Linked DNA regions of Homo sapiens: region 2 is linked to region 1. Evidence: read pairs that join two places in POLR2A ChIA-PET (ENCODE). Cell type or tissue: B cell. All regions are shown on one strand. Links, peaks and the distances in the headings refer to the core of each region. The heading gives the core; the rest is flanking DNA.

What was found. Peaks named below come from ENCODE experiments on the same cell type or tissue, not always from the same donor. Only the 100,000 strongest peaks of a DNase experiment are listed, where the experiment ranks them.
Region 2: POLR2A ChIA-PET joins it to region 1 with 10 read pairs; 3 of 35 experiments call an interaction of 5 or more read pairs at or near these places.

What each region holds. Positions count from the first base shown.
Region 1 is chr1:39,055,325-39,067,599 of GRCh38, forward strand. It overlaps LOC124904088 (a long non-coding RNA gene), which reads left to right. Exons shown (of 3, transcript XR_007065970.1): 3 at 6,517-6,549. Among named protein-coding and RNA genes, the nearest start is that of NDUFS5, 35 kb to the left of the region's middle. RefSeq lists a silencer at 9,838-10,130. In B cell, for the core only: no CTCF peak of the experiment used is centred there; no DNase peak of the experiment used is centred there.
Region 2 is chr1:38,866,224-38,878,498 of GRCh38, forward strand. It overlaps MYCBP (MYC binding protein), which reads right to left and starts at 7,125. Exons shown (of 5, transcript NM_012333.5): 1 at 7,068-7,125; 2 at 6,795-6,867; 3 at 1,339-1,387; 4 at 657-786. The coding sequence starts at 7,082. It overlaps GJA9 (gap junction protein alpha 9), which reads right to left. Exons shown (of 2, transcript NM_030772.5): 2 at 7,846-9,970. The coding sequence starts at 9,875. The coding sequence ends at 8,328. It overlaps RRAGC-DT (RRAGC divergent transcript), which reads left to right. Exons shown (of 2, transcript NR_186075.1): 2 at 9,718-10,003. It overlaps GJA9-MYCBP (GJA9-MYCBP readthrough), which reads right to left. Exons shown (of 3, transcript NR_037637.1): 2 at 657-776. RefSeq lists an enhancer at 6,159-6,681. In B cell, for the core only: no CTCF peak of the experiment used is centred there; a DNase peak (open chromatin) is centred at 7,198; H3K4me3 peaks cover 1,806 bases; H3K27ac peaks cover 1,542 bases.

The DNA of each region.
Region 1 (12,275 bases), core at 2,655-10,654:
GAGGCCCATCTTACCCATATCAAAACCAGACAAGGAAAATACAAAAAAGATGACTACAGACCAATGACCTTTAATAAGAACACAGACACAAAAATCCTTAACAAAACATCAACAAATAGGCCAGGCACGGTGCCTCATGCCTGTAATCCCAGCACTTTGGGAGGCTGAAGTGGGTGGATCACCTCAGGTCAGGAGTTGGAGACCAGCCTGACCAACATGGTGAAACCCTGTCTCTACTAAAAATTAAAAAAAATGAGCTGGGCGTGGTGGTGCGTGCCTGTAATCCCAGCTACTCCGGAGGCTGAGGCAGGAGAATCACTTAGAACTCGGGAGGTGGAGGTTGCAGAGAGCCAAGATCGTGCCACTGCACTCCAGCCTGACTCTGTCTCCATAAATAAATAAATAAATAAATAAATAACAAATAGAGGCCGGGCACGGTGGCTCACGCCTGTAATCCCAGCACTTTGGGAGGCCAAGGCAGGCGGATCACCTGAGGTTGGGAGTTCGAGACCAGCCTGACCAATATGGAGAAACCCCATCCCTACTAAAAATACAAAATTGGCCAGGCACAGTGGCTCATGCCTGTAATCCCAGCACTTTGGGAGGCCTAGGTGGGCGGATCACGAGGTCAGAAGTTCAAAACCAGCCTGGCCAACATGGCAAAACCCCGTCTCTACTAAAAATACAAAAATTAACCAGGCATGGTGGCAAACACCTGTAATCCCAGCTACACAGGAGGCTGAGGCAGGAGAATTGCTTGAACCCGGGAGGGGGAGGTTGCAGTGGGCCAAGATCGCACCATTGCACTCCAGCCTGGGTGACAGAGCGAGACTCCATCTCAAAAATAAAATAAAATAAAAAATACAAATACAAAATTAGCCGGGCATGGTGGTGCATGCCTGTAATCCCAGCTACTCGGGAGACTGAGGCAGGAGAATTGCTTGAACCTGGGAGGCACAGGTTGCCGTGAGCGGAGATTGTGCTATTGCACTCTAGCCTGGGCAACAAGAGGGAAACTCCGTCTCCAAAGAAAAAAAAATGAATAGAATTCAGCAATATATGAAAAGAATTATATACTATGACCAGGTGGGGATTATTCCAGGGATGCAAGGCTAAGTCAATATTCAAAAATCAATCAATGAAAAAAAATCAATCAATGTATTCCACCCTGTTAACAGGCTAAAGAAAAATCAATTGACAGAGAGAAAGCACTTGACAAAATTCCGTACCCATTCATAATAAAAACTCTCAGGAAACTAGAAATAAAAGGGAATTTTCTCAATTTGATAGAGTATCTACAAAAAACCTACAACTAGCATCATACTTCACAGTGAGAGACTGAATGCTTTCCCCCTGACTGAACACAAGGCAAGCATGTCCACTCTCACCAATCTTATTCAACACAGTGCTGGAAATTGTAGTCTGTGTAATAAGAATAGGAAAAGAATTTTAAAAGCATACATATTGGAAAGAAAGATATCAGGCGGTCCTTATAATGGCATGATGGCCTTTATAGAAAATTTCATGAAATCTAAAAAAAAAAAAAAAGCTAGAACCAGTAAGTGAATTCAGCAAGGTCACAATACAAAATCAACATACAAATATCAACATATATATATTAGCAATGAAAACACGGACATCAACATTTAAAACATAATATTTATAATCACAGAAAAAGGAAATATTTAGGTATGAATCCAGTAAAACATGTACAAGACTCATATGATGAAAACTAGAAAATGGTGTTGAAAGAAATCAAAGAAGATCTAAATAGACAGATATACTGTTTTCATGACTTCAAAGACTCATCACAGTAAGGATGTCAATTCTCCCTAAATTAATATACAAGTTTAGTGCAATTCCTATCCAAATCCCAGCATGATTTTTGTAAATAAAGATTATTATAAAATGTATGAGGAAAGGCAAATAAACTAGAATAGCTGAAACAATTTTTTTTTTTTTTTTTTTTGAGCCAGAGTCTCACTCTGTCACCCAGACTGGACCACAGTGGCGTGATCACAGCTCATTGCAGCCTTGACATCCTGGGCTCAGGTAATCCTCCTACCTCGGTCTCCCAAGTAACTGGGACCACAGGTGCGTGCCACCACGCCTAGCTAATTTCCTTTTTTTTTTTTTTGAGACGGAGTCTTCCTCTGTGGCCCAGGCTGGAGTGCAGTGGCATGACCTCGGCTCACTGCAAGCTCCGCCTCCCAGGTTCACGTCATTCTCCTGTTTCAGCCTCCCGAGTAGCTGGGACTACAGGCACTCGCCACCACGCCTGGCTAATTATTTTTGTATTTTTAGTAGAGACGAGGTTTCACCGTGTTAGCCAGGATGGTCTCCATCTCCTGACCTTGTGATCCGCCCATCTCGGCCTCCCAAAGTGCTGGGATTACAGGCGTGAGCCACCGAGCCCGGCCCAGGCCCAGCTAATTTTTAAAAATTATTTTTTATACAGACAAGGCCTTCCTGTGTTGCCCAGGGTGCTTGAATTCCTGGACTCAAGCAATCCTCCCACCTCAGCCTCCCAAAGTGCTAGGATTACAGGCATGAGCCACTGTGCCCAGCATAAAATAATTTTCATTAAAAAAACTTTTTTTGAGACAAGGTCTTGCTCTGTCACCCAGGCTGGAGTGCAGTGGCACAATCTTGGCCCACTGCAGCCTCCCGAGTAGCTTCAACTGTAGACATGTGCCACCACACCCAGCTAATTTTTCAATTTTTTGTAGAGACGGGGTTTTGCCATGTTGCCCAGGCTGGTCTTGAACTCCTGAGCTCAAGCAATTGTCCCAACTTGGCCTCCCAAAGTACTGGGACTACAGGCGTGCACTACCACACGTGGCCTAAAATATATTTTTAAAAAGAAGATTAAGCCGGGCGCAGTGGCTCACGCCTGTAATCCCAGCACTTTGGGAGGCTGAGGCGGGTGGATCACTTCAGGAGTTTGAGACCAGCTTGGCCAACATGGTGAACCACCATCTCTACTAAAAATACAAAAAATTAGCCAGGTGTGATGGCAGGTGCCTGTAATTCCAGCTACTCGGTAGGCTGAGGCAGGAGAGTTGCTTGAATCTGGGAAGCAGAGGTTGCAGTGAGCTGAGGTCGTGCCATTGCACTCCATGCACTCCAGCCTGGGCAACAAGAGCGAGATTCCATCTCAAAAATAAAAAAATTAAAAAGGCTGGGCATGGTGGCTCACGCCTGTAATCCCAGCACTTTGGGAGGCTGAGGCAGGCAGATCACGAGGTCAGGAGTTCAAGACCAGCCTGACCAACATGGTGAAACCCCATCTCTACTAAAAATAAAAAAATTAGCCCGGCATGGTGGCGTGCACCTGTAATCCCAGCTACTTAGGAGGCTGAGGCAGGAGAATAGCTTGAACCGGGGAGGTGGAGGTTGCAGTGAACCGAGACTGCACCATTGCACACCAGCCTGGGCGACAGAGCGAGACTCCATCTCAAAAAAAAAAAAAAAAGAAGATTAAAGTGGGAGGAATCACTGCCTAATTTCAAGAATACAGCTATAGTAATTATGACTGTGGGGTATTGGTGGATGGAAAGACACATCAATCAATGGAAGACAATAGAGGACCCAGAAATACCCCATGCAATACAGTGGAGGAAGGATAGTTTTGTCAACAAATGGTACTGAAGCAAATTGATGTTCATAGGAAAAAACAAAAAACAACTCCACAGAAATTGGCTTTCTGTGATCTGATACAGCCTGCCTAGAAGCAGAAGTTCTGGCTGCCCATCACACTGTTTTTAGTAAACCTAGAGTTTTATTTGAAATATTGAGTCTGGCCCAGGCGCGGTGGCTCACGCCTGTAATCCCAGCACTTTGGGAGGCCGAGGCAGGTGGATCATGCGGTCAGGAGATCGAGACCATCCTGGCTAACACGGTGAAACACCCTCTCTACTAAAAATACAAAAAATTAGCCAAGTGTGGTGGCGGGCGCCTGTAGTCCCAGCTACTTGGGAGGCTGAGGCAGGAGAATCACTTGAACCCGGGAGGCGGAGGGTGCAGTGAGCCAAGATCGTACCACTGCACTCCAGCCTGGATAACAGAGCAAGATTCTGTTAAAAAAAAAAAATTATAAAAGATGGAAAAGATGGAGAGCCACCAAGGAAGCAATAATTCTGCATCTAGACTGCCTTCAGACTTGTTCAGACTTGAACTGCAACATCAACTCTTCCCTGGGTCTTTAGCTTGCTGGCCAGTTCTGCAGATTCAGATTTGCCAGCCCCCACAATAAGACAATTCCTTTAATTGCCTTAGTTCTGATGAATACAGAGATCTAGGCTGGGTGCAGCGGCTCATGCTTGTAATCCTAGCACTTTGGGAGGCTGAGACAGGCGGATCACTTGAGGCCAGGAGTCCAAGACCAGCCTGACCAACATGACAATACCCCATCTCTGCTAAAAATACAAAAAAATTAGCCAGATATGGTGGCATGCAACTGTAATCCCAGCTATTCTTGAGGCTGAGGTACAAGAATCATTTGAACCCAGGAGGCAGAGGTTGCATGAATGCTGCTGAAAAAAAAAAAAAGTAAAATAAAAATGTAAAAGTGACCATTAAAAAAAAAAGCAACCAACCTAAACCTCATGCCTTATACAAAAATTAACTTAAAATGGAACAGGTTTAAATGTAAACTGTAAAGTTATAAGATGTTTAGAAGACAAGATAGAAGAAAATCATCAGGACCTAGGAGTCTTTCCCCAGGGCTCAGGGAAAAGTTCTCAGACATGATGCCAAAAGCAAGAACCATAAAAGAAAAAATATATACATAATTGGACTTCATCAAAATTACAAACTTTTGCTCTGTGAAAGACCCCATTAAGAGGATGAAAAGACAAACTACAAAGTGAGAGAAAATATTTGCAAACCATATATCTGACAAAGGACTTATATTTAGAATATATATAAAGAACACTCAAGGCCGGGCATTGTGGCTCACTCCTGTAATACCAGCACATTGGGAGGCCAAGGCAGGCAGATCACTTGAGGCCGGGAGTTTGAGACCAGCCTGGCCAATATGGTAAAACCCAATCTCTGCTAAAAATACAAAAATTAGCTGGGCACGGTTGTGCATGCCTGTAATCCCAGCTATTCAAGAGGCTGAGGCACGAGAATCACCTGAACCCAGGAGGCAGAGGTTGCAGGGAGCCGAGATTGCACCACTGCACTCCAGCCTGGGCTACAGAGCTAGACTCTGTCTCAAAAAAAAAAAAAAAAAAAAAGGTTGGGCGTGGTGGCTCAGGCCTGGAATCCCAGCATTTTGGGAGGCCGAGGCGGGCGGATCACGAGGTCAGGAGATTGAGACCATCCTGGCTAACACGGTGAAACCCCATCTCTACTAAAAATACAAAAAAATTAGCTGGGTGTGGTGGCAGGTGCTTGTGGTCCCAGCTACTCAGGAGGCTGAGGCGGGAGAATGACATGAATCTGGGAGGCGGAGCTTGCAGCGAGAGCCACTGCATTCCAGTCCAGCCTGGGTGGCAGAGCAAGACTCTGTCTCAAAAAAAAAACAACAAAACAAAACAAAACAAAACACTCAAATCTCAACAGTAAGAAAAACACCAGATAATCCCATTAGAAAATGTGCAAAAAAAAAAAAAACTTAAGATATTTCCCCAAAGAGAATATACAGAAGGCAAATAAACACGTGAAAGAATGTTAACATAACTATCCATTAGGAAAATTAAGACCATGATGAGATACCATTACATACTTGTGAGAATAGCTAAAATAAAAAAATAGGGCCAGGCGTGGTGGCTCGTGCCTGTAATCCCAGCACTTTGGGAGGCTGAGGCAGGCAGATCACTTGAGTCCAGGAGTTGGAGACCAGTCTGGCCAACATAGTGAAACCCTGTCTCTACTAAAAATACAAAAATTAGCTTGGCATGATGGTGGTGCACACCTGTAATACCAGCTACTTGGGAGGCTGAGATAGGAGAATTGCTTGAACCTGGGAGGTGGAGGCTGCAGTGAGCCGAGATCATGACACTGTACTGCAGCCGGGGTGACAGAGTGAGACTCTGTCTCAAAAAATAATAATAAAATAAAAAAAATAATAAAACAGAATACCACATGCTAGAGGATGTGGACAATTGAATCTTTTTTTTTTTTTTTTTTTTTCTGAGATAGAGTCTTGCTCTGTCACCCAGGCTGGAGTGCAGTGGCACGATCTTGGCTCACTGCAACCTCCGCCTCCTGGGTTGAAGCAATTCTCCTGCCTCAGCCTCCCAACTAGCTGGGATTACAGGCATGCGCCACCACACTTGGCTAATTTTTGTATTTTTAGTAGAGATGGGTTTCACCATATTGGCCAGGCTGGTCTCGAACTCATGACCTCGTGATCTGCCCGCCTCAGCCTTCCAAAGTGCTGGTATTACAGGCGTGAGCCACCATGCCCGGCCAACAATTGAATCTTTCATACATTACTGTTGGGAATGTAAAATGGAATAGCCACTCTGTAAGCTAATTTTGTATTTTCATTTATTTATTTTTAAGAGACAAAAACTTGGAGTGCACTGGTGCCATCATAGCTTACTGCAGCCTCCAACTCCTGGGCTCCAGCAATCCTTCCACCTCACCCCACCGAGTAGCTGGGACTACAGGTGTGCACCCCAAAGTCTGGCTAATTTTTTAATTTTTAATTTTTGTACACATAGGGCCTAATTACGTTGCCCAGGCTGGTCTTGAACTCCTGAGCTCAAATGATCCTCCTGCCTTGGCCTCCCAGTGTGCTGGGATTACAGGCATGAATCACCATGCCCGGCCCTACTATTTGCTTTAAACACTAAACATTCCCTTACCATATGACCCAGAAATTTTCCTACTTGGCATTTATCCCAGATAAATGAAAACTTATGTTCACACGAAAGCCTGTACATGATTTTTCATAACACATTTATTTGTAATAGCCAAAACCTGGAAACAACCAAAATGACCATCAAATAGATGAATGGCTAAATAAACCATGATATATCCATATCACATGTATCGAGTTAAATGGGAGCCCCCCAAAAGACATGTACATATATTAACTCCTGAACCTATGAATGTGACGTTCGAAAATAGCGTCTTTGAAGCCGGGCGCGGTGGCTCACGCTTGTAATCCCAGCACTTTGGGAGGCCTAGGTGGGCAGATCACCTGAGGTCGGGAGTTCGAGACCAGCCTGACCAACTTGGAGAAACCCCGTCTCCACTAAAAATACAAAATTAGCCCGGTGTTATGGCACATGCCTGTAATCCCAGCTACTCAGGCTGGGCAGGAGAATCACTTGAACCCAGGAGGCAAAGGTTGTGATGAGCCGAGATCGCGCCATTGCACTCCAGCCTGTGCAACAAGAGCAAAACTCCATCTCGAAAAAAAAAAAATTAAAAATAGGGTCTTTGCAGCTGTGATTAAGTTAAGGATCTCGAGATGATATCAACCTAGATTATCTGGGTGGGCCCTAAATCCAATGACAAGTGTCTTTTTTTCCCCAAGCAATCAATCCTCTTGTTGCTGGGACCACAGGCATCTGCCACCACACCTGGCTGAATTTTTTTTTTTTTTTGAGACAAAGTCTCCCTGACATCCAGGCTGGAGTCCAGTGGTGCTATCTGGGCTCATTGCAACCTCCGCCTCCCAGGTTCAAGCAATTCTCATGCCTCAGCCTCCCGAGTAGCTGGGATTACAGGTGTTCCCCACCATGCCCGGCTAATTTTTGTATTTTTAGTAGAGACGGGGTTTTGCCATGTTGGCCATGCTGGTCTTGAACTCCTGGCCAGAAATTATTCGCTGCCCTCAGCCTCCCAAAGTGCTGGGATTACAGGCGTGGGCCACCATGCCCAGCCAACATTTGACTAATTTTTTAAAAAATTTTTTGTAGGGACAGGTCTCACTATGTTGCCCAGACTGTTCTCAAACTCCTGGGCTCAAATGATCCTCCCGCCTTTTCCTCCCAAAGTGCTGGGATTACAAAGGTGAGCCACGTCACTCAGCCAATAAGTGTCCTTTTAAGAGACAGGAGAGGAGAAGGCACAGACATAGGGAAGACCATGTGATTGGAGCGATGCCCTTACAAGCCAAGGAATGGCTGGAACCAACAAAACAGAACCTAGCAAGGAAGCATTCTCCCCTCGAGGCTTCAGGGGGAGCATGGCCCCGCTGACACCTGGGTTTCAGACTTCTGGCTTCCAGAACTATCAGAGAATAAATGTCCGTTGCTTTAAGCCACAGACCGAGTTTGTTGTGATTGGTTATGGCAGTTCTAGGAAACAAATATACCATGGGATCCTACTTAGTAATAAAAAGGAACAAACTTGATACAGCAGCAACTTAGCTGGATCTCAAGGGCTGAGTGAGAAAAGCCATCTGAAAAGGTCACATACTGTATAGTTCCACTTACGAAACATTCTTAAAAAGACAAAATTATAAAGATGGAAAATAGTGCTTGCCAGGTGTTAGGGATGGTGGGGGACAGTGTAACTATAAAGGAATATCTCCCTGCACAAAGAAGGGAGATCTTTGTGGTGATATATTTATCTTGGTTGCAGTGGTGCTTACAGGAATATAAACGTGATAAAATGACGTAGAACTATGTATTCATATCAGACCAGAGTACATTTCCTGCTTTTGATATTGTGTTGTAATTATGGAAGAGGCAGCCATCGGAGGAAACTGGGTGAAGGCTATGTGGAACTTTTCTGCACTATCTTTGCACTTCCTGTGCATTTACAATTATTTCAAAATAAGAAGTCAAAAGTTAATTTGAATAAGGGAGCTGGGTGCAGTCGCTCATGCGTGTAATTCCAGCACTTTGGGAGGTTCAGGTGGGAGGATCGTTTGAGTCCAGGAGTTCAAGACCAGCCTGGGCAATAAAGTGAGAACCCATTTCTATTTAAAAAAAAAAAAAAAAAGACCGGGCACCGTGGCTCACGCCTATAATCCCAGCACTTTGGGAGGCTGAGGCGGGTGGATCACAAGGTCAGGAGTTTGAGACCAGCCTGGCCAATATGGTGAAACCCCATCTGTACTGAAAAACAAAAAATTAACTGGGCATGGTGGGGCGCGCCTGTAGTCCCAGCTACTCAGGAGGCTGAAGCAGGAGAATTGCTTGAACCTGGGAGGTGGAGGTTGCAGTGAGCCAAGATCACACCACTGCACTCCAGCCTGTGCAACAGAGTCAGACTCCATCCCCTTTAAAAGACAAAAAAAAAAAAGGCCACAGTGGCTCACACCTGTAATCCCAGCACTTTGGGAGGCCGAGGGAGGCAGATCATGAGGTCAAGAGTTCGAGACCAGCCTGGCCAACGTGGTGAAACCCCGTCTCTACTAAGAATACAAAAACTCGGCAGGGTGCCGTGGCTCACACCTGTAATCCCAACACTTTGGGAGGCCAAGGCAGGCGGATCACGAGGTCAGGAGACCGAGACCATCCTGGCCAACATGGTGAAACCCTGTCTCTACTAAAAATACAAAAAAATTAGCTGTGCGTGGTGGCGTGTGCCTGTAATCCCAGCTAGTCAGGAGGCTGAGGCAGGAGAATTGCTTAAACCAGGAAGTCAGAAGTTGCAGTAAGCCGAGATTGCGCCATTACACTCCAGCCTGGTGACAGAGTGAGACTCTGTCTCAAAAAAAAAAAAAAAAAAATACAAAAATTAGCCGTGTGTGGTGGTGGCGCATGCCTGTAATCCCAGCTACTCAGGAGGCTGAGGCAGGAGAATTGCTTGAACCCGGGAGGCGGAGGTTGCAGTGAGCCCAGATCATGCCACTGCACTCCAGCCTGGAGAACAGAGCAAGACTCTATCTTGAAAGGAAAAAAAAAAAAGAAGGAACTTTTTGGGATGATGAATATGTTCTATGTTTCATGGGTAAATACAACTCTCAAAACTCATCCAACTAGACCGTTAATGTGGGTGCATGTTCTTGCATGTAAATTACACCTCAGTAAAAAAAAATTTTTTATACAAAAATTAGCCAGGCACGGTGGGGCACCTGTAATCCCAGCTACTTGGGAGGCTGAGGCAGGAGAATCGCCTGAACCCAGAAGGCGGAGGTTGCAGTGAGCCAAGATCGCTCCACTGCACCCTAGCCTGGCCGACAGAGCAATACTCCGTCTCAAAAAAAAAAAAAATTTAGTTAAAATAAAAACAACAACAAAAGTAAGAGGAGCAAACAAAATGTATCAATTTCAGCCGAGGTTTTCTAGGGCAAACACTAGAATATTGTACCTTTTGCTACCTGATACCTTATCAATCAATATATATTACTGAGCACTTCGATGCAAGGATTCCATCACCTCCCCAACATGTGATATAGAATAGAAGCAGGTAAATGTTTACTAAATGAAGGTACACAGCGGGCTTTTGGAGAGGAAATAGACTCTGGCCTCCAGCCATGGAATAATTTATACTGTCTCTTGCTAACATACCTGGAGCCGTTTCCTCATTTTGTGATCCAAAGAGTAAACATGTAAAACCAGCCAATCTTAGGTTATATTCTTGCCATCCTAGAGAGTAAGTGCTCCAGGACATCAGAGTAAGAAGTCTGGACCAGGGGCAATTCTCTTTGTATAATGTGGATTATTGTTTATGTTCCTATCTTGTTTCCCTGTTAGACTGTGAGCTGGAGAGTTTGCACTTTTATGTGTCGTTCTAACACTCTCAGTCCTTACAGTTCACTGAACCCAGCAGCCAGTCAAAAATCTTTGCCACTGTTGAATTGTAATGCTGTACGTTCAGGGGAATACATTGCTATTTATTAAATGAAGGAGAACTTTCAAATTTAAGAAGAGATTGTTTTGCATGCTGAAGACAGTAGGTATTATAAAATACTTAAATGGGAGCCTTTCCCACCCCAGAACAACCTACTTAGCATTAGATAAATTTACTATTTAAAGTAGCCAAAGACCACTTCTAGAAATAGAACCTAAAGAAATAATAGCAAATGCATGTAGAGAAAAAAAAGCTAAAAGAAATCTTTGTAAAAAAACAAAACAACAACAACAAAAAAGCGCATTTAGAAGATTTGTTGCAGCATTGTTTGTTTGTTTTGAGACAGGGTCTCACTCTGGCGTCCAGGCGGGAGTGCAGTGGTGAGGTCTCGGCTCACTGCAACCTCTGCCTCCTGGGTTCCAGAGATTCTCGAGCCTCAGCGTCCCAAGTAGCTGGGATTACAGGCATGCGCCACCAAGCCCAGCTAATTTTTGAATTTATTTATTTATTTATTTTTATTCTTATTTTTTTTTGAGACAGACTCTTGCTCTGTCACCCAGGCTGGAGTGCAGTGGCGTGATCTTGGCTCACTGCAACCTCTGCCTCTTGGGTTCAAGTGATTCTCCTGCCTCAGCCTCCTGAGTAACTGTGATTACAGGCGCCCCCTATCACGCCCAGCTAATTTTTGTATTTTTAGTAGAGATGGGGTTTCACCATATTGGGCAGGCTGGTCTCAAACTCCTGACCTTGTAATCCATCCGCCTCAGCCTCCCAAAGTGCTGGGATTACAGGCATAAGCCACTGAGCCTGGCGTAATTTTTGTATTTATAGTAGAGATGGGGTTTCACCATGTTGGCCAGGCTGGCCTGGAACTCCTGACCTCAAGCGATCCGCCCTCCTCGGCCTCCCAAAGTGCTGGGATTACAGGTGTGAGCCACTACAGCTGTCCAAAATGCACACCAGATTTTGAGAATTTTGTTCATGAAAAAGTACTTAATTTTTTTTTTTTTTTTTGAGACAGAGTCTCGCTCTGTCGCCCAGGCGGGAGTGCAGTGGCTTGATCTCGGCTCACTGCCAGCTCCGCCTCCGGGGTCCATGCCATTCTCCTGCCTCAGCCCCCCGAGTAGCTGGGACTACAGGTGCCCACCACCACGCCCAGCTAATTTTTTGTATTTTTAGTAGAGATGGGGTTTCACCATTAGCCAGCATGGTCTCCGTCTCCTGACCTCATGATCCGCCCTCCTCAGACTCCCAAAGTGCTGGGATTACAGGCGTGAGCCACTGTGCCCAGCCAAAACTATTTAAATTTTTAAAATATTGGTTACATTTTGAGATGATAATATCTTGGATATGTTGGACACATAGGGTTGTTGTGAGGACTGAATATGCTGAGAGTTCTTATACATATCCTGCCCTCATAAACACCCAAGCTTCCTACTGTCAGCATCCCACACTACAGTGGTACATTTGTTACCGTCAATGACAGATCATTTCCATCCAAACTTCATAGTTAATGTTAAGGTTCCCTCTTAGTGTCAAGCATTCTATGGGTTTTGGCAAATGCA
Region 2 (12,275 bases), core at 2,628-10,627, 190 kb before region 1:
TTTCAGTAGAGACGGGGTTTCTCCATGCTGGCCAGGCTGATCTGGAACACCTGACCGCAGGTGATCTGCCCACCTCAGCCTCCCAAAGTGCTGGGATTATAGGCGTGAGCCACCGCACCCAGCCAGAACCTCTTCTTGACCACACTTTGCTTCTTTGCTTGTCCTATTTCCAGTATGTCTTGCGGTTTTCTTTTTTTTTTTTTAACCCCCCTAGATGAAGTCTTGTTCTGTCACCCAGGCTGGAGCACAGTGGCACGATCTTGGCTCACTGGAACTTCCATCTGCCGGGTTCAAGCGATTCTCCTGCCTCAGCCTCCCGAGTAGCTGGGATTATGGGCACATGCCACCATGCCCGGCTAATTTTTGTATTCTTAGTAGAGACAGGGTTTCACCATGTTGACCAGGCTGGTCTCGAACTCTTGACCTCGTGATCTACCCACCTCGGCCTCCCAAAGTGCTGGGATTACAGGCGTAAGCCACCGTGCCAGGCCCGTCTTGTGGTTTTCTTGACAGGGCATAACTTTGGCCTTACATTGTAATTAATTCAAATTGATATTCACCCACCTCCCTCCCCTCCTGTCCATTTCAGTGAGGTTTTCATCATACAATTATTACAGGTAAAATTATTTGAATATGAATTCTTTTTAAAAATTTACCTTTGCTTTCAGTTTTTTATTTTCTTCTACAATAGCTTCATACTTCTCTTTCATTTCGGCCAGTTCTAGGCGAAGCAGCTCTATTTCTGGATTTTCTGGAGTAGCAGCTCCTAAGTGATGCTTTAAAAAACTATTATCAATGTTAAGAACTTACTTCTTAGACATGAATGAAACTAATGAAATAGCACAGAGTAGTATCAATATCCCTGACCAGAGTCACCCACTTTACCACCAATATCTACCCAGAGATCACCATCCAAAAACTCAAGTGAAACTAACTTTCTTGGCCAGGTGCGGTTGCTCACGCCTGTAATCCCAGCACTTTGGGAGGCTGAGGTGGGCACATCACGAGGTCAGGAGTTTGAGACCAACGTGATGAACATAGTGAAACCCCGTCTCTACTAAAAATAAAAAAAATTAGCTGGGTGTGATGGTGGGCACCTGTAATCCCAGCTACTTGGGAGACGTGAGGCAGGAGAATCGCTTGAAGCCAGGAGGCGGAGGTTGCAGTAAGCCAAGATTGCGCCACTGCATTCCCCACCAGGTGACAGTACAAGACTCCGTCTCAAAAAAAAAAAAAAAAAAGTAACTTTCTCAATATTCAGAAGTATTTTAAAGGTTATTATCTATCTAAAAAAATAAGAGTTTCAAAATAAAGCCTTTTTCTGACTTGAAAGGATACTCCAAAGCACTGTTAGGTTTCTCTGGTTCTTCATATAAGGCTACCAACACTGCAAATCAAAAAGCAGAAAAAGCAACAATTGACGTATTAAATTTGAATGGCTGAAATTATGTTCCATTACCCAGTAAATATTAGGTGCCAACTATACGCTGAGCACATTGCAAAGACTATACAATGCTGAACAAGACAGACAAGGTCCCTGTTCTCAACAAATTTACAGTCAAGCATAAAAGATATGCAAGGAACTAGACAGAGGGTATCAAGCAGGAATACTGGATAATGGGTTGCAGTAGCACACTGGAAGAACACCTAAGCAAACCTAGGACATCAGGGAAGGCTTCCTAAAGGAAGGCAAAGACCTGATACCTAGGGGTTGAGTGTTTCAGATAAAATGGGAAGGCCCAGGAGCAAGAAAACAATGTATTGAGGAACTGAAAATTCAAGTATGGCTGGAGATGTAATTTGGCAGGAAAGGAAGCTGGAAAGGTGGTCATGGCCAGATTAGGGAGAGTCATGCAAATTTGGTTGGCACATAATTAAACAGTTTAAAGGAAGGGAGTGACAGGATCCACTCTTAACTGCTATGTGGACCAGCTGGAGTGGGACAAGGATAAAGACAGGAAGAACAGTTAAAAGGCTGATGTGGTAATCCAGTTTAAAAAGACAGCAACCTGCAGTAGAGTGATGGGAGTGAGAGAACAGTGAGAAGAAAGAAATTCGAGAATTTAGGAAAGAATCAACAGGACTATGGTAATTACCGGAAGAAGCTCTGAATTCAAAAATGGTCTTAAAAATTAAGTTTGTTTTGCTAAATAACCACCAACCAAAAACTTTACCAGTAGTCAACATGCTCAAATCAACATTAAAATAAGATATACTTGAGTGGTTTCATATCTAATCACTCATATGAGCACTGCCTTGCTCTTCATCTATGGAACAAATTCCTCCTAGAATTTACTACTTAGATAAAAAACTCTAAATCAGTGGTTGGCCTTTTTGTGCATGGAACCCTTTGAAAAATCTAATAAAAGCAAAAAAAGTAAACACACACAAAAAAAATGTGGCTGGGCGCAGTGGCTCACACCTGTAATCCCAGCACTTTGGGAGGCCAAGGCGGGCAGATCACGAAGTCAGGAGATCAAGACCATCCTGGCTAACACAGTGAAACCCCGTCTCTACTAAAAAATACAAAAAATGAGCCAGGCGTGGTGGCGGGCGGCTGTAGTCCCAGCTACTCAGGAGGCTGAGGCAGGAGAATGGCGTCAACCCAGGAGGCGGAGCTTGCAGTGAGCCGAGATCGTGCCACTGCACTCCAGCCTGGGCGATGGAGCAAGACTCTGTCTCAAAAACAAAAAAACAAAACAAACAAACAAAAAAACAGTGATAGATATCTAGACCCCAAGTTAAGTCCTGTTGTAAACCAACTTACATACTTCCCTTTTGTTCTTTTAGAGTTTTAATAACTTACCAAAATAATATACAGTATGAAAAAATCACTATTTTTTGAGAAATTCATTTGGTTTTTTTTTTTTGTTTTTTTTTTTGAGATAGAGTTTTGCTCTTGTTGCCCAGGCTGGAGTGCAATGGCATAATCTTGGCTCACCACAACCCCCGCCTCCCAGGTTCAAGCGATTCTCCTGCCTCAGCCTCTCTAGTAGCTGGGATAACAGGCATGTGCCACCATGCCCGGCTAATTTTGTATTTTTAGTAGAGACGGGGTTTCTCTGTGTTGGTCAGGCTAGTCTCGAACTCCCAGCCTCAGGTGATCCACCCACCTCAGCCTCCCAAAGTTCTGGGATTACAGGTGTGAGCCACCACACCTGGCCAAATCCTCATTTTATAAGACATGAATATTAATACTCTACTCTCTCCTCCTCTTATTCCCCCACCCCATTTCTTTCAGCTTCTCATTTGTCACTGGTACTTGAAAGGTTGATAGTTGCAGAAGATACTGTAAATACAAAGTTTCCTGTGCTGTTCTATAGATGAAATGCACTTCCTTGTAATCAGACAAGAACTCTATACCCAATCATGCTCCCCTTTTTGCCTTCGCAGCCAGGATTTTTAGAGGTTGATATAGCGCTCAAAATAGCTAAAATGCTTCAGCTTCCAAATGATTTATCATCTTTAGCCATCCTTTCATAGTGTTTTAATGTTATAAACTATTTCAAATCATCTTGGAAATAAGCTGTAAAAATTTAGGCCAAAGTGGCTCATTCCTGAAATTCCAGCACTTTGAGAGGCCAAGACAGGAGGATTGCTTGAGCCCAGGAGTTTGAGATCAACCTGGGCAACACCCCAACTCTACAAAAAAAAAAAAAAATTGGCCAGGCATGATGGCTCACGCCTATAATCCCAGCACTTTGGTAGGCCGAGGCAGGCAGATCATGAGGTCAAGAGATTGAGACCATCCTGGCTAACATGGTGAAACCCCGTCTCTACTAAAAATACAAAAAAAATTAGCCGGGCATGGTGGCAGGCACCTGTAGTCCCAGCTACTTGGGAGGCTGAGGCAGGAGAATGGTGTGAACCCGGGAGGCGGAGCTTGCAGTGAGCAGAGATCGCACCACTGCACTCCAGCCTGGGTGACAGAGCAAGACTCCGTCTCAAAAAAAAAAAAAAAAAAAAATTAAAAATCAGCCGGACATGGTGGTGCGTGCCTGTAGTCTCAGCTACTTGGGTGCCTGAGGTGGGAGAATTGCTTGAACCTGGGAGATTAAGACTGCACTGAGACATGACTGCACCACTGCACTCCAGTCTGGGCGACAGAGACCTTGTCTCGAAAAAATATATATATGTAAATTAAATTTGTGAGGCTGGGCACAGTGGGTCACGCCTGTAACGTCAACACTTGGGGAAGCTAAGGCAGAAGGATCACTTGAGGCCAGGCATTCCTGGGTGACAGAGTGAGACTCTGTCTCAAAAAAAATAAAAAGTAAAAACAAATAGAGGCCGGGCGCGGTGGCTCACGCCTGTAATCCCAGCACTTTGGGAGGCCGAGGCGGGTGGATCATGAGGTCAGGAGATCGAGACCATCCTGGCTAACAAGGTGAAACCCCGTCTCTACTAAAAATACAAAAAATTAGCCGGGCGCGGTGGCGGGCGCCTGTAGTCCCAGCTACTCGGGAGGCTGAGGCAGGAGAATGGCGTGAACCCGGGAAGCGGAGCTTGCAGTGAGCCGAGATTGCGCCACTGCAGTCCGCAGTCCGGCCTGGGCGACAGAGCGAGACTCCGTCTCAAAAAAAAAAAAAAAAAAAAAAAAAAAAACAAATAGAATTGTGTAAAGCACCTATGTTTGGAGCTGAAAATCAAATTTTTAATAAATCACATCAATACTGTGTTGGCTGATGTTATTTAGGAGCCTGGAAATCTAAGGAGATTGAGAGGTTAAATTCTAGTGGAGGGCGGTGGCTCACACCTGTAATCCCAGCACTCTGCGGGGCTGAGGTGAGCGGATCACCTGAGGTAAGGAGTTCAAGACCAGCCTGGCCCATGTGGTGAAACCGCCTCTCTACTAAAAATACAAAAAATTAGCTAAGCATGGTGGCACATGCCTGTAATCCCAGCTACTTGGAAGGCTGAGGCAACACAATCGCTTGAACCCGGAGGTGGAGGTTGCAGTGAGCCGAGATCATGCCGCTGCACTCCAGCCTGGGCAACATCTTCTGTGTAGTCAGTTACCGCCTACAACTGTCATTTTTCTGCCTTTTACCATTCAGTCTTTCACTTGCTCCATCCAACCACTCTGGCCTCCTTAGACTTCCTGAAACTCTGTTTCTTTCAGGTTTCTGGTCAAAAATTACTTCTTAAGAAAGGCCTTCCCCCCATCACCCTATATAAAATGACACACACATCCCACCTGTCACTTTTTTTTTTTTTTTTTTTTGGAGACAGAGTGTCACTGTTGCCCAGTGGCACAATCACAACTCACTGCAGCCTTGACCTCCTGGGCTCAGGTGATTCTCTCACCTCAGCCTCCACAGTAGCTAGATTACAGGCACACACCATGCCCAGCAATTTTTTTTTTTTTTTAAGAGATGGGAGTTTTGCCATGTTGCCCAGGCTGGTCTTGAGCTCCTGGCCTCTAGCAGTCCACCCACCTCAGCCTCCCAAAGTGCTGAGATTACAGGCATGAGCCACGTGCCTGGCCTCACCTGTTACTCTTTATCCCTAACTTTGCTGTATTTTTATCTGTACCACTTACCACTAGCTGACACTACATATTTATTTATGTATTTCTCTCCCTCAACTAGGATATAAGCTTATGAGAGCCGAGACTTTTATCCTCCCCTGCTTATCTCCAGTGTGCAGAACAGACACCTGAGTAAAATTATTAAATGAAAGAAATGAACGTAAGGAGTTTTTAGACGGAATGACATTCAAAGCATCTGTGACACTTTCAGAGACAACATAGCACAGTACTTTCACAGAGTAGTCCCTTAAGACTTGCTGAAGTTTATTTGCAAAGAGGTAAACTATTATCTGAACCCCAAATAGGTAGCAATTCAAAATTACTAGCCTTCTTTCTTCTAAGACCCAGGAGTTATGCTCCTAGAATTTTCCTCTAAACTTTGCTTCTGTCCAAAGGGCAGTTACCAATTTATTTCCCACTTCCCAAACTTCCTAGTTTCATATGACCCAAGTCCTCATCCCTGCGAACAATTCCATTCTACACCCTTGAATATCCCAGTGAGTTGAGTGACACATAGCAGGCATTCAAATTAGTGCTAAGCCAATAAAGTAAACTGTACCCTACCCCTTGAAATCCTCCTGTTTCCAACACTTTACTCATCTACTTAACTTAGATCTTGAAGCCACGAATGAAGAGATACAGCGTTAACAGTAAGCTTTCATTTTAAAAAGTGAAAACAATGTAACCACCTTGATATGCCCTCGAGCTCTTTAAGCTGTAATTCTACTTTATGAAATATACACAAAATAAGAATTGACACAGACAGACTAAGGAATGGGGGCTGAAAAGCCACAGCCAAATTCGCTATGAATCTCCTACTTTGGGGATTAGGCTCACTCAGCTACTTCATAGCCCACTTGGAAATTCGGTCATTTTTCCAGTTGCTCTTTGTTGGAGGGAAACTTTCTTAACAAGATTCTGAGGACTCCATAAAAACCGTAAGGTGGGAGGAATTGGGATCTGAAGGTCCTTGGCAAACATGTCCACTGCGGCTGCTGGAGGCAAAGCAACGGAAGTTGAAGAGACTTTGCAACAGCTGCAAGAGTTTCACTCCCGGTGCGGAGAAGGGTAGCGGAGCTAGGCTACCCCACCCGGGCGGCGTCCAGCAGCCAGGTCCCTGCTGAACCCCGAGGCCCACCTCGCTGGACCCCGGACGGGCCCCATCTGTTTCCCCTCCTTCCCCACGCTACGGCCCGCTGGGGAACGGGGCAGCGCCGGGGAGCACGACGAGGGCACGAGGTACCCTCTCCTAGCCCAGGCTCACCCTTGGTCAGCGTGTCCAGCACCCCCGACTTCTCCAAGTACCTCCGGAACTGCTCACGCTTCGAGTCGGCGGCCTGAAGAGACACCGGGGGTCAGTGGCCAGAGCCCGGGAGCCGAGCAGGAAGAAGGCGCTGGGAGTCCGGCAACCCCGCCTCCGCCTCACTACCTCGGGGCCCTCCCGCCCAAACCTGCGCGCGCGACCCCACTCCCACCCAGAGCCGACCAGCGGCTTGCTACCGCCCGCATGCCCCCAGCCACGCCGCGCCCCCCTCACTTTGTAATGGGCCATAGTGACAGCGGCAGCGGCGTAGCTGGCGCCGGAGACCGCGACTGGCGGGTTGGGAGCAGCACTGCTCATGCGCGGAAGGGGGCGCGCGCCTGCGCACTTGCAAACCACCGGCCGGGATCGCCGAGGTGTGGCCTGTTTTCATGGCGACCAGGACGCTCTGCATCCCCAGTAGCAGGCTGAGCCGAGGGAGGCTGCGTATGCCCGCCCCTCTGGCTGTCGGAGCCGCACCTCTTCCTCTTCCGGCCCCCGTAGCAATTAGGTTTCTTTGCAGGAGGTGAGATTTTGGTACCTCTGTCCTGGCGTCCGGAGGCAGGGCCCGGGAGCATTGAGACTATTGCGAGAGAAAGGACCGCCGCACGGTGGTAGCGAGCGCATCTTTTTCATCTGGGACCTCGGAAACTGTGGTGACCCATAGGTGCTGGGCTTCTTGGCTCTCGTCCTGAGAAAGTGCTCACAGTGCTTTGCAGTAGCCGAGGAGGGTGTTTAGAATCATATATTTTGGCTTCAGCTTTTATCTTTGGAGTCTCCTTGAGTCGTGGCTGACTTGATGTGGGCCTCTGGAGGATGAGCAGTAACGAGCTTGCAGTAGCTTTTGAGCCAGGCACTGTAGAAAACACGGGTATTTTAAATTTTAATCCTTACAACACCCCTGTAGGGTGGGTATTGTTAATTAAGTGGAGTGGTTAGATGTCCAGTGAGTAGAGTCGAGTCCAATCCGGGCAATGAATCACGATGCTATGAACTGGTGAAGGAAAGCCACGGATCTTCTTAAGATTTTATTTACTAGGTAGCAACATGTGATTATACTCAAGACACATCAGGATGCCAGTCTAGAAGGAAACTTACGTGATTGTGTTCCAGGGGCAAACAGAATTAACCCAGTGTCCAAGGTGGAATTGTATAGATCAAGAACCATTTCCTAAGGCTGTGGTCTCTTCAAAGAGAAAACCTGATCAAACCATTTAGCCTCAATTCTGAACATGTGATTTTCCCAAAATCAGTTACATTCGAAAGGATATCATTTAAAAAAAAAAAAATCCTGATTTGACAACTCTATGTCTTTGAATTTAGAAGTGTTGCTTCACAATCTCGAATTAGAGCTGTTTTTCTCTTGCTTAAATGAGTTTGCAGTTGTCTGTCTTAACAGCTGGTCTTTAGAGCTGCCCCTATCTATTTTTTCTGTGCCCCACGACCACTAGGCTACTTCTCTGATAATATATATAATGTCTAAAAGCCAACCGCTGTTTAGATCTGAAGATCTGTGGGAACCCGCCTACCAATGAGATTGTTCGTTAGGGACACTACGTGATTTGGAGGACAAACAGGATTATTACAGGTTCTGACCAACCCTGGCTCAAAGGACAGCCCTCCCAAAGAATCAGCAGTGTTTGGAATGTCAAGTGATTGAGAATCTCCTTGTGAAGGAGGAAGGGTTCTGACTGTGCCCTTTCTGAACTGGCCCTTGAGGTTACCTTTAGGAGGTGACCCCCGGTTTTCATGTTCTGTAGAGGAACCCCATGTAGCTCTAAGCCACCGCGGTTTCCAATCGCAGTTAGCTGGCAAGGAGAAAACTGTTTGGGGTGACTGCCTCATGTTGTTCTCTCCATCTATAGCAACACCTGGAATAGAACGGTGACCTCTAGAGTAGTAGTTCCTTTTGCTGTCTTTGCCTTCAGTTTCTCTTTTTTCCATTAACTGGTTACCATTAAGTTCTTTTCCAAATATTTTATGAGTGTCTTTGTTATTGTTTGAACTGATGTGTTGAAAATGACTACAACTAGTACTAAGTGTGGAAATCTCATTAGAAAGTACAGTTTCCTGTTCATCCAAAATGCATTTCTCATCATTTACACTATGATTGTCAGGATTTGGCTGGAATACAGAAGATGAATTTAAACTAGGGTACACTGCAGTGTGTGTTTGCTTTTCCACTAACAGATTATAATCAGGGGCAGAAGGGAGTCGCTTCAGTGAATTTGCAGATGTGCTCTGGTATTTGGCTACATTTTGTTTTGCCTTGTTTGCATGGAATTCATTATGTTCCTTCTTCAACTTGTATTTTCCCCAAAGCCCTCTTTTAATCTTTTTAAAACCTAGGTGGAAAATTTCAAGAATGTTTAAGAAAAGTGAAATAGTGGCTATAGATTGCATAAATAATAGGAATATTGTCTTTTCTGTTGGTCTTGAGACAAAACAGTCGATTATATTTGGACACGGGTGGCCATGGCACTTAAATAGCGGCTCTAAGTGAAATCCATATAAAAGGTACTGTCCAATCATGAATCCAACTTCAACCACAGAGCGAGTGAAAATGTGTATCACATAAGTGCAAAGCAAGGTTCCTCTGAGTGGAGCTTTATTTAGTTTCCTTTTCTCCAGCTGACAAAGCTCTTGCTCCAATCTCCTCCGATCCCTAGGCATTTCAAACTCTACCTCCTCCAGTTCTACTCTTAACTGAGCTTTCATCCTTTGCCTCTCTTCCTCAAGAACTCTCAGTCGGTACAATGCATGGCCCATGTAGACCAGGGATGGTGAAGACACAAATATCACCTGCAGAACCCAGTATCTAATGAGGGAGATAGGAAAGGCCTGGTCGTAGCATACATTTCTGCAGCCTGGTTGTTCTGTATTGCAGATGAAGCCAGACTGCTCATCATTCCAGACATCTTCAGCTGCTACACCCAGAACAAGCATTCGAAATATGAACAGGATGGTGAGCCAGATCTTTCCAATCATGGTGGAGTGGATGTGAACTTCCTCCAGAGTATCTCCAAGGAGATTCCAGTCCCCCATGTTTATTTAGTCAGCCATCTTAGCTCTGATCCACATCAAATAAGAGGCAGATAAATTCTTCCATTCTGAAGGGAGCACTATTTCTTAAAGCAAACCTATGGTGAAAATATAACAATATGTCACTTCTATATGCTGGTTGCTTTACTTTTTCCCTAGATAGCTGTGGGGTTTTTTCTTTGTTTGTTTGTTTGTTGAGACAGAGTCTCCCTCTGTTGCCCAGGCTGGAGTACAGTGTTGCAACCACAACTCCCTGCAGCCTCAACCTCCCAGACTCAAGCGATCATCTCCCCTCTCAGCCTCCTGAGTAGCTGGGACTGCAGGTGTGTGCAACTACACCCAGATAATTTTTTTTATTTTTTTGTAGAGACAGGGTCTCACTCTATTGCTGCAGCTAGTCTTAAACTCCTAGACTCAAGTGATCCTCTTGCCTTCACCTCCCAAAGTGTGGGAATTACAGGTGTGGGTCACCACACCTGGCCAAAGTGTGAATCTGTTACCAATAATATACTTAAATGTCAGGAATTTAAAATCACTTATATTTAGACATCACAATACAATGAAAAAAACATGATACCTGGAGGAGGAGTGTATATATTCTCTATTAAGAATATAGGCTGGGCGGGGTGGCTCACACCTGTAATCCCAACACTTTGGGAGGCCAAGGTGGGTGGATCATTTGAGGTCAGGAGTTCCAGACCAGCCTGGCCAACATGGTAAAACCCCGCCTCTACTAAAAATACAAAAATTAGCCAGGCGTGGTGGCAGGCGCTTGTAGTCCCAGCTACTCGGGAGGCTGAGGCAAGAGAATCGCTTGAACCTGGAAGGCAGAGGTTGCAGTGAGCTGAGATCAAACCCTTGACCTCAGATGATCTGGCCACCTCGGCCTCCCAAAGTGCTGGGATTACAGGCATGAGCCAATGCGCATGGCCTAAAATTATATTCTTTTTTTTTTTTTTTTTGAGACGGAGTCTCACTCTGTAGCCCAGGCTGGAGTGCAATGGCATGATCTCAGCTCACCGCAACCTCCACCTCCTGGGTTCAAGCGATTCTCCTGCCTCAGCCTCCTGAGTAGCTGTGATTACAGGCATGCACCACCATGCCCGGATAATTTTGTATTTTTAGTAGAGATGATGTTTCTCCATGTTGGCCAGGCTGGTCTCGAACTCCTGACCTCAGGTGATCTGCCCACCTCGGCCTCCCAAAGTGCTGGGATTACAGGCGTGAGCCACCATGCCCAGCCTATTGTTGTTTTTCAACAGAACTTTTGGAAAGGTTTCTAAAACTAGTAACCTGATCTTAACCTTATTTATTAAGATTATTTGATATAAAAGTTATAACAAAGTCAATTTCTTTTTCCCCAACATGCCATTACTGGCTTGAAAAGTCAGTGATTTTTTTTTCTTTCTTTCTTTCTTTTGGGACAGAGTCTTGCTCTGTCGCCAGGCTGGAGTGCAGTGGCGCAATCTCGGCGCATTGCAACCTCCGCCTCCTGGGTTCAAGCGATTCCCCTGCCTCATCCTCCTGAGTAGCTGGGATTACAGGCGCCTGCCAACACCCCCCGGGATAATTTTTTGTATTTTAGTAGACACGGGGTTTCACCATGTTGGCCAGGATGATCTCGATCTCCTGACCTCGTGATCCACCCGCCTCAGCCTCCCAAAGTGCCAGGATTACAGGCATGAGCCACCGTGCCCGGTCAAAAAGTCAGTGATTTTTAAATCTCATTTATACACATAGGAAAACGAATATGCTTCATTTGATAATTCAGTAAGATATGGCATTCAGTGAAACCAGAGGAAACAGATCTGGCTGTCATAGGAATTTAGATTAGTTTTTTTAATCCAAATTGAAATAAATTTGAAATAAATTCTGGTTTCTTCCTGGCAATTGGTGAACATTTTCAGAAATTCATCTCAGTAATATTTATGAATATGTATAAAGTACTTATTATACTTTACTATGAAAAAGTATACTTTTTTTCTTTTTTTTTGGTGGGGGGAGACAGAGTCTCACTCTGTTGCCCAGACTAGAGTGCAGTGGCAGGATCTCAGCCCACTGCAACCTCCACTTCCCAGGTTCAAGTGATTCTCGTGCCTGAGCCTGCCAAGTAGCTGAGACTACAGGCAAGTGCCACCACGCTTGGCTAATTTTTGTATTGTTAGTAGAGACGGGGTTTCACCATGTTGGCCAGGCTGGTCTTGAACTCCTGAACCTTGAGTGATCCACCCGCCTCGGCCTCCCATAGTAAGCCACCGCGCCCAGCCCAAATTTTGTAAATTCTTACGTTAAAATGAACTTCAAGCCCAGCACAGTGGCTCACACCTGTAATCCCAGCACTTTGGGAGGCCGATGCGGATCACCTGAGGTCAGGAGTTCGAGACCAGCCTGGCCAACATGGTG